Regions from separate parts of the Homo sapiens genome. Here all the other regions are linked to region 3. Evidence: chromatin contacts called from ENCODE Hi-C or POLR2A ChIA-PET data. All regions are on one chromosome and are shown on one strand. The core of a region is the stretch at or near the end of the contact, and the rest is flanking DNA. Distances in the headings are between cores, read along the strand shown.

What was found. A loop is a pair of places that touch in the nucleus more often than their neighbours do. ChIA-PET counts read pairs that join two places held with the same protein, here RNA polymerase II (POLR2A). Pooled maps may share reads with other maps.
Region 1: a map of naive thymus-derived CD4-positive, alpha-beta T cell shows a loop between it and region 3 (6-fold over the local background). The contact joins the promoter of SOD2 here to the promoter of EZR-AS1 in region 3. A Hi-C loop is called at or near these places in 1 of 168 maps with a recorded cell type or tissue (naive thymus-derived CD4-positive, alpha-beta T cell), 1 of 37 single-sample maps with no recorded cell type and 10 of 50 pooled maps.
Region 2: a pooled map shows a loop between it and region 3 (5-fold over the local background). The contact joins the enhancer-like site here to the promoter of EZR-AS1 in region 3. A Hi-C loop is called at or near these places in 2 of 37 single-sample maps with no recorded cell type and 2 of 50 pooled maps.
Region 4: a loop to region 3 is called in a pooled map of ovary, with 1.9 times the contacts of the local background. The contact joins the enhancer-like site here to the promoter of EZR-AS1 in region 3. A Hi-C loop is called at or near these places in 2 of 168 maps with a recorded cell type or tissue (breast epithelium and gastrocnemius medialis), 5 of 37 single-sample maps with no recorded cell type and 13 of 50 pooled maps. POLR2A ChIA-PET finds 5 or more read pairs at or near these places in 3 of 52 experiments (AG04450, GM10248 and GM12878).

The regions. Positions count from the first base shown.
Region 1 is chr6:159,691,499-159,694,490 of GRCh38, reverse strand. It overlaps SOD2 (superoxide dismutase 2), which reads left to right and starts at 1,250. Exons shown (of 5, transcript NM_000636.4): 1 at 1,250-1,346; 2 at 1,628-1,830. The coding sequence starts at 1,324. RefSeq lists silencers at 48-217, 898-1,187, 1,388-1,567 and an enhancer at 1,938-2,007.
Region 2 is chr6:158,288,602-158,291,669 of GRCh38, reverse strand. It overlaps a transcript of TULP4 not described here. Among named protein-coding and RNA genes, the nearest start is that of TULP4, 22 kb to the left of the region's middle. RefSeq lists a silencer at 706-755. Within about 2 kb of position 1,434, at least 7 of the 41 ENCODE cell types and tissues checked have a DNase peak (open chromatin) inside an H3K27ac peak, as active enhancers do.
Region 3 is chr6:158,816,415-158,819,341 of GRCh38, reverse strand. It overlaps EZR-AS1 (EZR antisense RNA 1), which reads right to left and starts at 1,363. Exons shown (of 3, transcript NR_102425.1): 1 at 1,237-1,363. It overlaps EZR (ezrin), which reads left to right. Exons shown (of 14, transcript NM_001111077.2): 1 at 1-25; 2 at 1,176-1,260. The coding sequence starts at 1,249. RefSeq lists silencers at 1-790, 931-1,130 and enhancers at 1,341-1,390, 1,873-2,042, 2,906-2,927.
Region 4 is chr6:158,217,454-158,220,620 of GRCh38, reverse strand. No RefSeq gene overlaps it. Among named protein-coding and RNA genes, the nearest start is that of GTF2H5, 51 kb to the right of the region's middle. Within about 2 kb of position 1,265, at least 3 of the 41 ENCODE cell types and tissues checked have a DNase peak (open chromatin) inside an H3K27ac peak, as active enhancers do.

The DNA of each region.
Region 1 (2,992 bases), core at 1-2,500, 880 kb before region 3:
AGCCCTTCCTGTTGTGAAGCCAAGTTCAGGTGGTTCCTCTTCGCCTGACTGTTTTCCCATTCCACTTACCGGAAGCCTAGTCATCCTTCGGAGGGCTGTACGGGGGTTGCAAGAAGCAACGGAAACGGTTCAGCACCTGCTACCTTCCATCATATTCTTTTCAATAAAGGGGCAACTCCCGCCAATGGCAGTGTAGATTTCCTAACCTCTACACATGGAAGATTCACACCATTCAGGATTGTTGTTTAACTGTTGAGAGAGCACTTGATACTTAACAGCTTACTAGGCTACAAGACAGCGCAGGAAAGAATCCTCTGTTGTCCTTTTATGTTATCCTGAACAGTTGGTTCACAGAGTTACTGTAAACACACAAAACATGACTGCCAGGGCTTAGTAGTGAGGAAGGTGGGAACTAGTCCTGACTCAGTTAACTGTGCCCAGGAGAAGCTGCTTAACCTCAAAGGATTTCACTATTACTAGAATCAATAATACCAACCCTAGGGGTAAAAATAAAGATAAATGTGTGCAAATCCTGCCTGCAGTCTCGGGCACGTCGTGGGTGTCCAAGAACTGTTCTTAGGCAGCCGGTGGGGACAAAGTCTGTGTGCCTCCTGTCCTGGAATAGGTCCCAAGGTCGGCTTACTTGCAAAGCAAGGGTACGGCGCAAGAGTACTGAATACGGGTTGGAAGGGCGCTGGCTCTACCCTCAGCTCATAGGCCGGCTGGGCGGCGCTGACCAGCAGCTAGGCCCCGTCTTCCCTAGGAACGGCCACGGGGGCCCTGGGAGGGTATGAATGTCTTTTTGCAGTGAGGCCTCTGGACCCCGCGGCCCCCCGGCAGCGCAACCAAAACTCAGGGGCAGGCGCCGCAGCCGCCTAGTGCAGCCAGATCCCCGCCGGCACCCTCAGGGGCGGAGCCGGAGGCAGGGCCTTCGGGCCGTACCAACTCCACGGGGGCAGGGGCCGCCTCCCTTCGGCCGCGCGCCACTCAAGTACGGCAGACAGGCAGCGAGGTTGCCGAGGCCGAGGCTAGCCTGCAGCCTCCTTTCTCCCGTGCCCTGGGCGCGGGGTGTACGGCAAGCGCGGGCGGGCGGGACAGGCACGCAGGGCACCCCCGGGGTTGGGCGCGGCGGGCGCGGGGCGGGGCCCGCGGGGGGGGGGGGCGGGGCGGCGGTGCCCTTGCGGCGCAGCTGGGGTCGCGGCCCTGCTCCCCGCGCTTTCTTAAGGCCCGCGGGCGGCGCAGGAGCGGCACTCGTGGCTGTGGTGGCTTCGGCAGCGGCTTCAGCAGATCGGCGGCATCAGCGGTAGCACCAGCACTAGCAGCATGTTGAGCCGGGCAGTGTGCGGGTGAGAAGAAAGGGGACCCGGTCACGGCCCCAAGGGCGAAGGGGCTCGCGGCGGGCAGGGCCTCCGCGGCAATGGCGACAGTGGCCGCACCGGGCCTGGCGGGACCGGGGCACCTGCAGGCGGTTCTCCCGGGAGTGCCCGGCGCGGCGGCTGGAGCGGGGATCCGCAGGGAGGGGACGCGGGGACTCGGGGGACGCCGCGCGCTGCCGTTCCTCGGCAGCCCAGCCTGCGTAGACGGTCCCGCGGCGCTGACTGACCGGGCTGTGCTTTCTCGTCTTCAGCACCAGCAGGCAGCTGGCTCCGGTTTTGGGGTATCTGGGCTCCAGGCAGAAGCACAGCCTCCCCGACCTGCCCTACGACTACGGCGCCCTGGAACCTCACATCAACGCGCAGATCATGCAGCTGCACCACAGCAAGCACCACGCGGCCTACGTGAACAACCTGAACGTCACCGAGGAGAAGTACCAGGAGGCGTTGGCCAAGGGTAGGTTCCAGGCTGAGCGGCGGGAGGCAGTCCCCGGCAGAGGCGACCCCAGGGAGCCAGGCCCCATACGGACGGGCCTCTCCGTGGAGGAGAACTCGCTTCGTATTTGTACCGGTTCCGAGTTTTCCAGGCACGATAGTCTCTCTTTTAAACACATGGTCTACCTCATTGTAGAAGGAGTGCCTCGATGGGTTTGAACACACTTCTGTCATCTCAGGGAACTTGGGGTCCTGCGAAGGAGCTTGCCTTACTGTTGTGAGCCACATTCCGTTACACATATTGCCAGCACTGGTGAATTGTAGGGCCTGAAAAGAAAGCTCTACTGTGTCACTCGTTTTTTTTGCAAATTGAAATTGTTCTTGTTGTATAATGTGCTTTGGGGAAATGTTTGGTCTCTCAGGTAGGTGTGCCAGCCGTTTGCAGGAGGGCTGAGAGCGCCTGTCCACTGGTGGCCAGACATCATCGGGTCCGCAGGTGTCTCTGAGTGTCAGGGTCACCTCCTGATAGAAGTGGGAGTGGTGTCTTACTGCCAGGTCACACTGAAGGTGGGAGACAGGAGGACACTACTCCGTGCTAGGAACCATGGTCCTTGTCATCTTCCTGAGAGCAAACGGGGTCGGGACTCCAGCCTAGGACTTGGAGACTCCCTGCATCCCCAGCTACCCTGCAGGTGAAACTTCACTGAGCCCACTTGACTTCAGGTGGGAGAGGAGGAGGCACACCGTTGTGGTGTGCGTTACCAAAAAAGCAGTAACCTAACTGTGGAACAGTTCAGGATCTTTAGACTTGATACTTTTCTTGATTTCCCTTAGGGGTCAAAGTTCACAAGGAAAATAGCCCTTTAGTGGGAAACTGAAACAGGCTTGTTTTTATTTACTATTTACTCATATTTGTAATGCAATTAAAATATATGTTGTTAACTTTTTTTTTTTTTCTCAAGAGCTCGGTTGATAAAACCAGGGGTATGTGGACTTTTTGAGTCTGTGCCTTTTGGGGGTGTGTATGGGAATGTTATGTTTTAACGTTTTTTACAAAATAGTATTGTCTTTTTAATTTATTCGTTAGTGGTTTGCACAAGGAAGATAATCGATAGTCATGTTTTTTAGACTCTCTGTATTGCTTGGTAAGCTACGTAGTAAAAAATGTTTACTTTTCCTTAAAT
Region 2 (3,068 bases), core at 185-2,684, 530 kb after region 3:
TCTAATTAAAATTCTAAAGGGACAGAACAGAGAAAATGGAAAAGAAATATCTGAAGACATAACAACTGAGAATTTGCCAAAACTGATAAAAAAAAATGCACAGACACAAGAAGCAGCACAATATATGCCACGCAGGAGAAATAAAGAAGAAATCCACACCTGGGCACACTTTAGTAAAAGTGCACAATAAAAACACCAAGAGAAGAGTTCAGAAGTAGCCAAAAGGAAAAGACAGGTGCTTACAAAAGAATGACAATTAGATGACAGAGACATCTCAACAGCGGCACTGGCTGCCAAAATCAATGAAATAGTATCTTCAAAGCACTCAAAGAAAACACAATTATATTCCCAGAAAGATTGTCTTTTAAGAATTAGAGTGAAATAAGAAGACCATTTCAAAAGAATAACAGCTGAAATTTAAGGCCAACTGACCTCGCAATATAACATCTAAACAATATTCTTCAGGTAGAAGGAAAATGTCTCAGAAGGAAGGTCTAAGAAACAACGAAAAAAGAAATTGTTAAATATGTAGGTAAAATTAAACAATGTCTGTTCAAAACAGAACAATAAAGCAGAAACAGCAGACTCATATTAATACACAGTACTTATCAACTTCTAGGTATAGCTCTTAATGCTTTATAGGTACTATATTTCTCATTGAAAAGCCTTAGCCTTATGAGAAAGATCCTTTTGTTGTCCACATTTTATAGGTGAGGAAATTGAGGCACAGGCAGGTTAAATGCTTGCCCGACACTATCCGGTAGGCAGCAGAGCTGGGTGTCACACCAGGCTGCCGGTTTCAGTTTCTAGTTTATGTGCTTAACCACTAGACTGTGTCTATGACAAATGTGGGGGGGAAGGTAGAAAACTAAAAAATAAAAAAAAGACAATTTGATCAAACAAGGATGACCAGAGCCAAAAGTACTCTAAGGCCTTTATATTGTTTTAGAAGGATAGTTAAAATACTCAACCTTATACTTAATTATCTTAGGTAAGCATGGTAAAATTTAAAGGGCAATCACTAAAAAACTAGAAATAAAGTATAAAACTTCTAAATCACTGGAGGGGTAAAAACAGAAGGGAGGTGGGAGCAGGGGAGACCAAAATCAATCCCCTAGAAAGAGAAAAACAATACAAAAGGAAAAATAAATGAAAATGTACAAAGCTTCTGCACAGCAAAGGAAACAATCAACGAAGTAGACATAATCCACAGAATGGGAGAAAACATTTGCAAAATTATTCATCCAACAAAGGATTAACAACTAGAATATATAAGGAACTCAACAGCAAAAGACATTCTGATTTGAAAATGGGCAAAGGATCTGAAAAGACATTTCTCAAAAGGAGACAACAAATGGAGAGCAGGTACATGAAAAAGTGCTCCACATCACTATCATCAGGGAAATGCAAATCAAAACCACAAGCAGATGTCTTCTCACCCCAGTTAAAATGGCTATTACTAAAAGAGTCAGAAAATAACAAATGCTGATGTGGATGCTTGAGCCCAGGAGATCGAGATCAGCCAGGGCAACACAGTGGGACCCCGTTTCTACAAAAAATTTTAAAATTAGCCAGCATGGTGGCATGCGCCTATGGTCCCAGCTACACAAGAGACTGAGGTGGGAGGATGGCTTAAGTCTAGGAGGTGGGGGCTGCAGTGAGCCATTAATCACGCCACTACACTCCAGTGACAGGGTGAGACCCTGTCTCAAAACAAAACAAAACACTTCTTGGCTATAGCAAAGGTGGTATTTTGAAAGAAAATTCATTGCCTTAAATGCTTATGTTAGTCTGGGCATGGTGGATTACATGTGCAATCCCAACACTTTAGGAGGCCAGGGTGGGAGGACTGCTTGAACCTAGGAGTTCAAGACCATCCTGGGCAACACAGTGAGACCCCGTCTCTACAAAAAATTAAAAAATCAGCCAGGCATGGTGGCACATGCCTGTGGTCCCAGCTTCTCAGAAGGCTGAAGTAGGAGGATCACTTGAGCCCAGGAGGTCAAGGCTGAAGTAAGCCATGATTGCACCACCGTACTCCAGCCTGGACCACAAAATGAGACGCTGTCTCAAAAAACAAAACAAAACAAAACAACAACAACAACTTATGTTATAAAAGAAGAAACTGTTATAAAATGTTATAAAACTTATGTTAGAAAAGAAAACATGTTATAAATTAAGGGGCTAAACATTCAACTTAAAGAAGTTAGAAAAGTACAGCATAAACCAAAAGAGAGTAAAGGAAGAAGATAGTAAAAACAGAAATTAAATAAATAAAAAGAAAAAAAAATTAGACAAGCTAAACAAAGCCAAACACTGATTCTTTGCAAAATGTAATCAAAGACACAAAGCTCTGGCAAGATAGATAAAGACAGAGCAGCACAAATAAATACTGACAATGAAAAGAGGGCTACAACTAACTACAGACACCATGAAACTTAAGATAAAATAATACCATGAACAACTTAATGTTATAAAATTAGATAACATATGAAATGAGTAAATTCCTAAGAAACACAATTTAACAAAACTACCTCAAGAAGAAAGACAGTCTAAATTGTTCTATAACCACTAAAGAAAATGAATCTGTAGTTTAAAATCATCCCACAAAGAAATCAGGCCATATAGTTTACAAACGAGTTCTACCAAACATTCAGGAATAGCCTACAGCAGTATTACACAAACTCAATCAGAATATTTAAAAAGTGATAATAGCCACAACTAGTTCTAAGAGGTTATTAGAAAATCTGTTTGTCTACTAATTAGAAATATAATCTATTAGATATAATTCATCATACTAAAAGAGTAAAGAGCAGGGAAAAAGATTATTGCAATACAAGCAAAAAAGTATCCTAAAATTCAACACTCATGGCTGGGCGCGGTGGCTCACGCCTGTAATCCCAGCACTTTGGGAGGTCGAGGAGGGTGGATCACGAGGTCAGGAGATCGAGACCATCCTGGCTAACACGGTGAAACCCCGTCTCTACTAAAAATACAAAAAATTAGCTGGGCGTGGTGGCGGGTGCCTGTAGTCCCAGCTACTCCGGAGTCTGAGGCAGGAGAATGGC
Region 3 (2,927 bases), core at 114-2,613:
GCACACGGAGCACTGCAGGCGCCGGGTGAGGCGTGCGGCGGCCGGGGTCGGGACGGGGGTTCTGGGCGGGGGGTTCCTGGTGGAGGGCCCGGGCGGGCGGCGGGGTTCGGCGGCAGGTGCGGCGGGCAGCCTAGGGGGCGCGGCGCGGGGTTCTCGCCCGGCACCCCCGGGGCAGGTGGAGCTGAGCCGGCCCGCGGCCCCGCGACCTTCCCCTCGGCGCCGGGTCCCCTCAGGTCTCTCCCGAAGGAAACGCGGAGCCTGGGTGCCTGGGCGCCGTCCCTCGGCGGCTCCCGAGCGGTTGCAGTTTTTGAAAGAGTTTCTCAAAGGCTTGACGGTTGTGACTGCAGCCGCGGGGCAACGGTTGCTACACAAAGTGAAACTTGCCGAGTGCTCGGCTTCTCACGGGCTTCCTGGCAGCCCCGGGAAGTTCCTCGGCGGACCCCGAGCCCGCGCCCCCTCTCCACGGATCCCTCCCCAGCGAGTGCCCCCCCGCCCGCCCTGTGCCCCCTCTCCCCTGACCCCTCCCTGTCGGGTGCCCCGCGGGCTCGCGCTGGCTGTCCCGGGACTCCTTCCTCCTAGGTGTTCCTCCTGCCCCTCGCCCTCTCTCTCCCAGGCGCGCGCTCCCTCTCCCCGGGCCTTTCCCCGCCGGGTATCCCTGGGCCCGCGCCCCCTCTTCTCCGCCTCTCTCCGCTGGGTGCACCTCGAGTGTCCCCCAGACCCCTCCCCGCCCGGCCGGCGCTCTCTCCCCTGACCCTCCTGGCCGAGTGTTCCCCGGGGCCCGCGCCCCCTCCCCCCGATCCTCCCCACTGAGTGTTCCCCCTGCCCTCTCTCTCCCGGGCCTGCGCCCCCCACCAGCCCCTTCATGCTGGGGGTCCCCTGGGTGCGCACCCCCTCTCCTCGGACCCACCCCCAACTGGGGGGCACCTCCAGTGCCCGCCGGCTGCCCCTTGGGCGCGCGCCCCCGCTCTCGGGCGCCTCCTCGCCGGGGGCCCGGCCCGGCCCCGCCCCGCCCGTGCCCCCTCCCCATGCCCGCAGTGCTGGGCGGGGCGCTGACTCACCCGGGCCCGGGCTGGCCGGTTCTTAAGCGGCAGCGCGCTGCGGGCGCCGAGTGTCGGGCGCGGCAGGAGGACGAGGCAGGGCGGGCGGGCGCTCTAAGGGTTCTGCTCTGACTCCAGGTTGGGACAGCGTCTTCGCTGCTGCTGGATAGTCGTGTTTTCGGGGATCGAGGATACTCACCAGAAACCGAAAATGCCGAAACCAGTAAGTTGCCCAGTTTCTGGGCCGGGCGGACGGGAGAGGCTTCATTGGAGAGGGGAGGCACCTGCTCGAGGTGTTGGGGCAGTTCCTGGGGAACAGGGTTCTTCTCACACGCAGAAGACGATAGGAATAGGAGGAGGTTTTCGCCGCTCTTTGTTACTTGTTGACCCTTTTGTGGAGCGTTAGGAAAACACCATTTTGATGCTTTTCTCTGCAGTCTTTTTCTTTGTGAGCCCCCTCCCCAGTAGTTACGGTCTTTTCTAAAAACTAGAGGCCTTTTTACACTGCTTCCGTCTGTTTTTAAAGGGTATAGTAATACAACTTAGAAGTTTCTTAAAAAGTCCAAATCACAGGGAGACTCAGATGGCTTCCGACCACACACACCAGTTCTCAGAGCTCCTAAGGGTCCGAAACCACAGGCGCCCCAGATCCAACTGGGGAGATATTAAAGGGCGTTTGGGAGAGGAGACTGGCTTTCGGAAGTTGCCTTTCAGCTTCGCTTCCTACTAGGCCCATGAAGCGGTGCCCTGTACACCAGCAAACTTGCTGGCTGCAGCAGAATTTCTGTCTCTAACAGAAGGTTAGCCATGGACTTGAATTGTAGATGCAGGCAGCCGGTGGAGTTTGATAAGAGGTTCCTGGCAGGCCGGGCCGAGCACTCCTGGTCAGCTGATGAAAGGGCTGTGCCTGCGCCTCTGTCTCCTTGAATCTGATTGTGTTGAGATTGCTGGCGAGACCTGGGGGTTGTAGGCACAAGGCAGGTTCTCTGGGACTGACGCTTCTTAGAAAGTTGTATGTATTCTACCTGCTTTTAACACTGGGGAACTGGTGACTAGACATTAGGGGGAAGGTTTAACATTTTTTGAGTTTTGAATCACAATGGACAAAATATCAGGATTCATTACAAATTGGGATTACAGATACATCTGGAATTTTTTTTTGGTTTTTCAAACAAGTTGGTTCTGTAATCAATGCTTGTGTGCCTTTTGTGGGGGATGGGGGAGCGGAGTCTCTCTCTGTGGCCCAGGCTGGAGTGCAGTGGCATGATCTCGGCTCACTGCAACCTCTGCCTCTCAGGTTCAAGCGAATCTCCTGCCTCAGCCTCCCGAGTAGTTGGGATTACAGGCATGTGCCACCATGCCCAGCTGGTTTTTGTATTTTTATAGAGAGGGGGTTTCACCATGTTGGCCAGGCTGGTCTAAAACTCCTGACCTCAGGTGATCTGCCTACCTCGACCTCCCAAAATGCTAGGATTACAGGCGTGAGCCACCACACCCGGCCTTGTGTGCTTCTTCTGTTACATTTTATGTTCTCTAAGATCTTTGTTAGAGGTATTAATTTTGCTGTTAGGATAAAGAATTAATATGCCAGTAGATTCAGAAGCCAATATAATTTTTGCCTAAGTTACATCAAGATGATTCATTTGTGATGCAGAGTATTTTCTATACAAAATTTTTCTTTTTAATTCAAACTTAAAAGTGACACGTGACATCGAGGCTTGACAGTGCATGTGGTATGAAACTGACCTAAGTACAACCCCTTACTCAGGCAGAGCTGAGTGCAACGGTATGCGGAGGAGTGGTCAAGAAGATTACCCTTCTGGGTGTGGTTTTCTTTATTTCACTAAAAGAAGAGGTGCAGAGCTCAGCTAAGATAGCACTCAGGAAAAA
Region 4 (3,167 bases), core at 16-2,515, 600 kb after region 3:
TTCACCATGTTGACCAGGCTGGTCTCGAAGTCCTGGCCTCATGTGATTTGCCCACCTCGGCTTCCCAAAGTGCTGGGATTACAGGCCTGAGCCATTGCATCCGGTCCTCAATGACTTTTCTATGCACTGTTTGTTACCAGGTCTTTGTGGATGATGACACTATTTTCCAAATGAAGACACTGAAGCCTTAAGACAAAACTTTAAAAAAAAAGATCATAGATTGAAATGTGATAAAGGTGTCATTCATGAAATTAACAGAAATCATCAGCACTGTAAAAAAGCAGATGTCAAAAAGACAAAACCTAGTGAAAATACACTGGCACTCACATGCTCTTAGGAAAGTAAGCCTTCTAATTAGGACTGTGTGCCATTATCACTTCTATTTTGCAAAATTGTCCATTTTTATGTAAATGCTAGCCATTTTCAGTTTTACTCAGTAAAAAACTTAGATTTTGTAACTGCAAACTTCATACTCTGCAACTGATGTTTATTAATAGGACCAATGGATACAAATGTCATGTCATAACTTTATACTGTAATTAAGCATTGCTCCAAAGAGAATCACTTAGCAGACACTGAATAAATAAATTTTGTTATATTAAAAAAAAGCCACGCACTGTAGCTCAGCCTTGTAATCCCAGCAATTTGGGAGGCCTAGGTGGGAAGATAGCCTGAACCAAGGAGTTTATATATATATGTATTATATAACATATATAATACATATGTTATATATGTTATAACTGGGCAACACAGGGAAACGCCCATCTCTAAAAAAATTTTTAAAAATTAGTCAGGCATGGTGGCACAGGCTTGTAGTCCCAGCTACTCAGGAGGCTGAGGTGGGAGGATTGCTTGAACTTGGGAGGTTGAGGCTACAGTAAGCCATGATCATGCCATGGCACACTCCAGCCTGGGTGACAGAGCAAGACCTTGTATCAGAAAAAAAGAAAAATAAGGTAAACAAAACAAAAAAAATTAGATGGAGGAAGATAATCTCTGAAAGACTTAAACATTTAAGTATTATATAAGTATTAGACCACAAAAGTAAGCAATCCCAGCAGTGATTTATCTATGTCGAAATAATCTTACTCACAGCTGCAAAATCATGCAAGTGTTTTGGGTATTGCAGCAGAGACAGCTAATTGTACACCACGAGTCCTCTCATGTGATAGAACTGTAACCAGGAAGTCTCTGCCCAGCAAGAGACTGTATTTCCTAGTACCTCCCTACCTCCAAGTGGAGCCATGTGACTGATACTTGCAATCGGAATGATGTATCTCACTCCTGGCCAAGGCAGTTAAGAAATGGGTGTGTTTCTCCACATGTTCTCTTCCCCTGCCAGCCAGCTAGGTGTAAAGAACTTGAGGCCCTAGAGAATGAAGCCACCAGATGGAAAGGGCTGGGATTCCTGAATCACTTGTGATGGAGGGCTGACTACCAAGAAACATCTACATGGGACTGCTAAAGGAGTATAAAATAATCCCAGTGAAGTGGGAGCAGAAAAAAAAAAGTTAAAAAATAAAGACAAAAAACAGAAGAATAAAAACAATTTTAAAATTCCATTTTGTGAAGTCTCTGAAAACTACGCTAATATTAACATAGATACTAAGCTATTTTGAAGCACTGAAGCTCTACGTAGGCATCAGGAACATTTTGGGCCTTAGGAGAAAAAAGAGCAAGTTTCATGTTTACTGTTTTTTCCCTATTCCCATGCCGAGCCCAGCAGCAGGTAGTGAGTATGTGATGAATAATTGAATGGATGGTAAATAAACAAATTAACAGATGAATGGATGAGTGAATGGATGGATAAATTAGGAATTCACATAAAAATTGTCTTATTTCATTTTCTGTTGCTCTAAATGGAATATCACAGATGGGGTAATTTATTAAAAAGATGTTTATTTGGCTCATGGGTTCTGGAGGCTGGGAAGTCCAAGAGCATGGCACCAGCATCTGGTGAGGCTCATCCCATGGCCAAAGCCAGAGATGCAAGGCATCACATGGCAAGCAAGCACATGAAACAGAGTGGGGAATTGGGGTCGAACTTATCCTTGTATTAGGAGCCCACTCCCTCTAAAACTAAGCCACTCCCATAATAATAGCCTTAGTCCATTCAGAGGGCTGAGCCCTCATGGCCTAATTACCTCTTAAAGGCTCCACCTGTCGGCCAGGCACAGTGGCTCACGCCTGTAATCCCAGCACTTTGGGAGGCCGAGGCAGGTGGATCATAAGGTCAGGAGATCGAGACCATCCTGGCTAACACGGTGAAACCCCAACTCTACTAAAAATACAAAAAAATTAGCCGGACATGGTAGCAGGCACCTGTAGTCCCAGCTACTTGGGAGGCTGAGGCAAGAGAATGGCATGAACCTGGGAGGCAGAGCTTGCAGTGAGCTGAGATAGCACCACTGCACTCCAGCCTGGGAGACAGAGCAAGATTCTGTCTCAAAAAAAAAAAAAAAAAAAAAGCTCCACCTGTCAATGTGGTCACAATGGCAATGAAATTTCCTTTTTTTTTTTAAACAGTGTCTTGCTGTGTCACCCAGGCTGGAGTGCAGTGGTGCAATCTCGGCTCACTGCAACCTCCACCTCCCAGATTCAAACGATTCTCCTGTCTCAGCCTCCTGAGTAGCTGGGATTACAGGCGCACGCCATCATGCCTGGCTAATTTTTGTATTTTTAGTAGAGATGGGGTTTCACCAATGTTGGTCAGGCTGGTCTTGAACTCCTGACCTCATGATTCGCCCACCTCGGCTTCCCAAAGTGCTGGGATTACGACGTGAGCCACTACGCCCAGCCAGCAATGAAATTTCAACATGAGTTTAGAAGGGGACATTCAAATCATAGCAAAAGCTACAATAGTCTCAAATAAAATAATACTAAACATTTGTGGGAAAGGTTCTACAGATTAACTAGTATTTATTTATGTATATTTTAGGTAAAGAGAGAACTAGAGAAAGCTATGCTAAAAGGTAGTGAGTTTTCCTGGAGATACTAAAGACTAGACCAAGCAACAACTTGGCAGGGGTAGAACATGGGACAGAGAAGGTTCAAGCTTGGAAAGGTGGTTGGACTAGTTTTGCCTTGATATTACCTGACCTTTAAATAAAGTGATGAGGGATACTAGTTAAGGATTCTATCTTTAGCAATTTTAATAATGAGTGCTA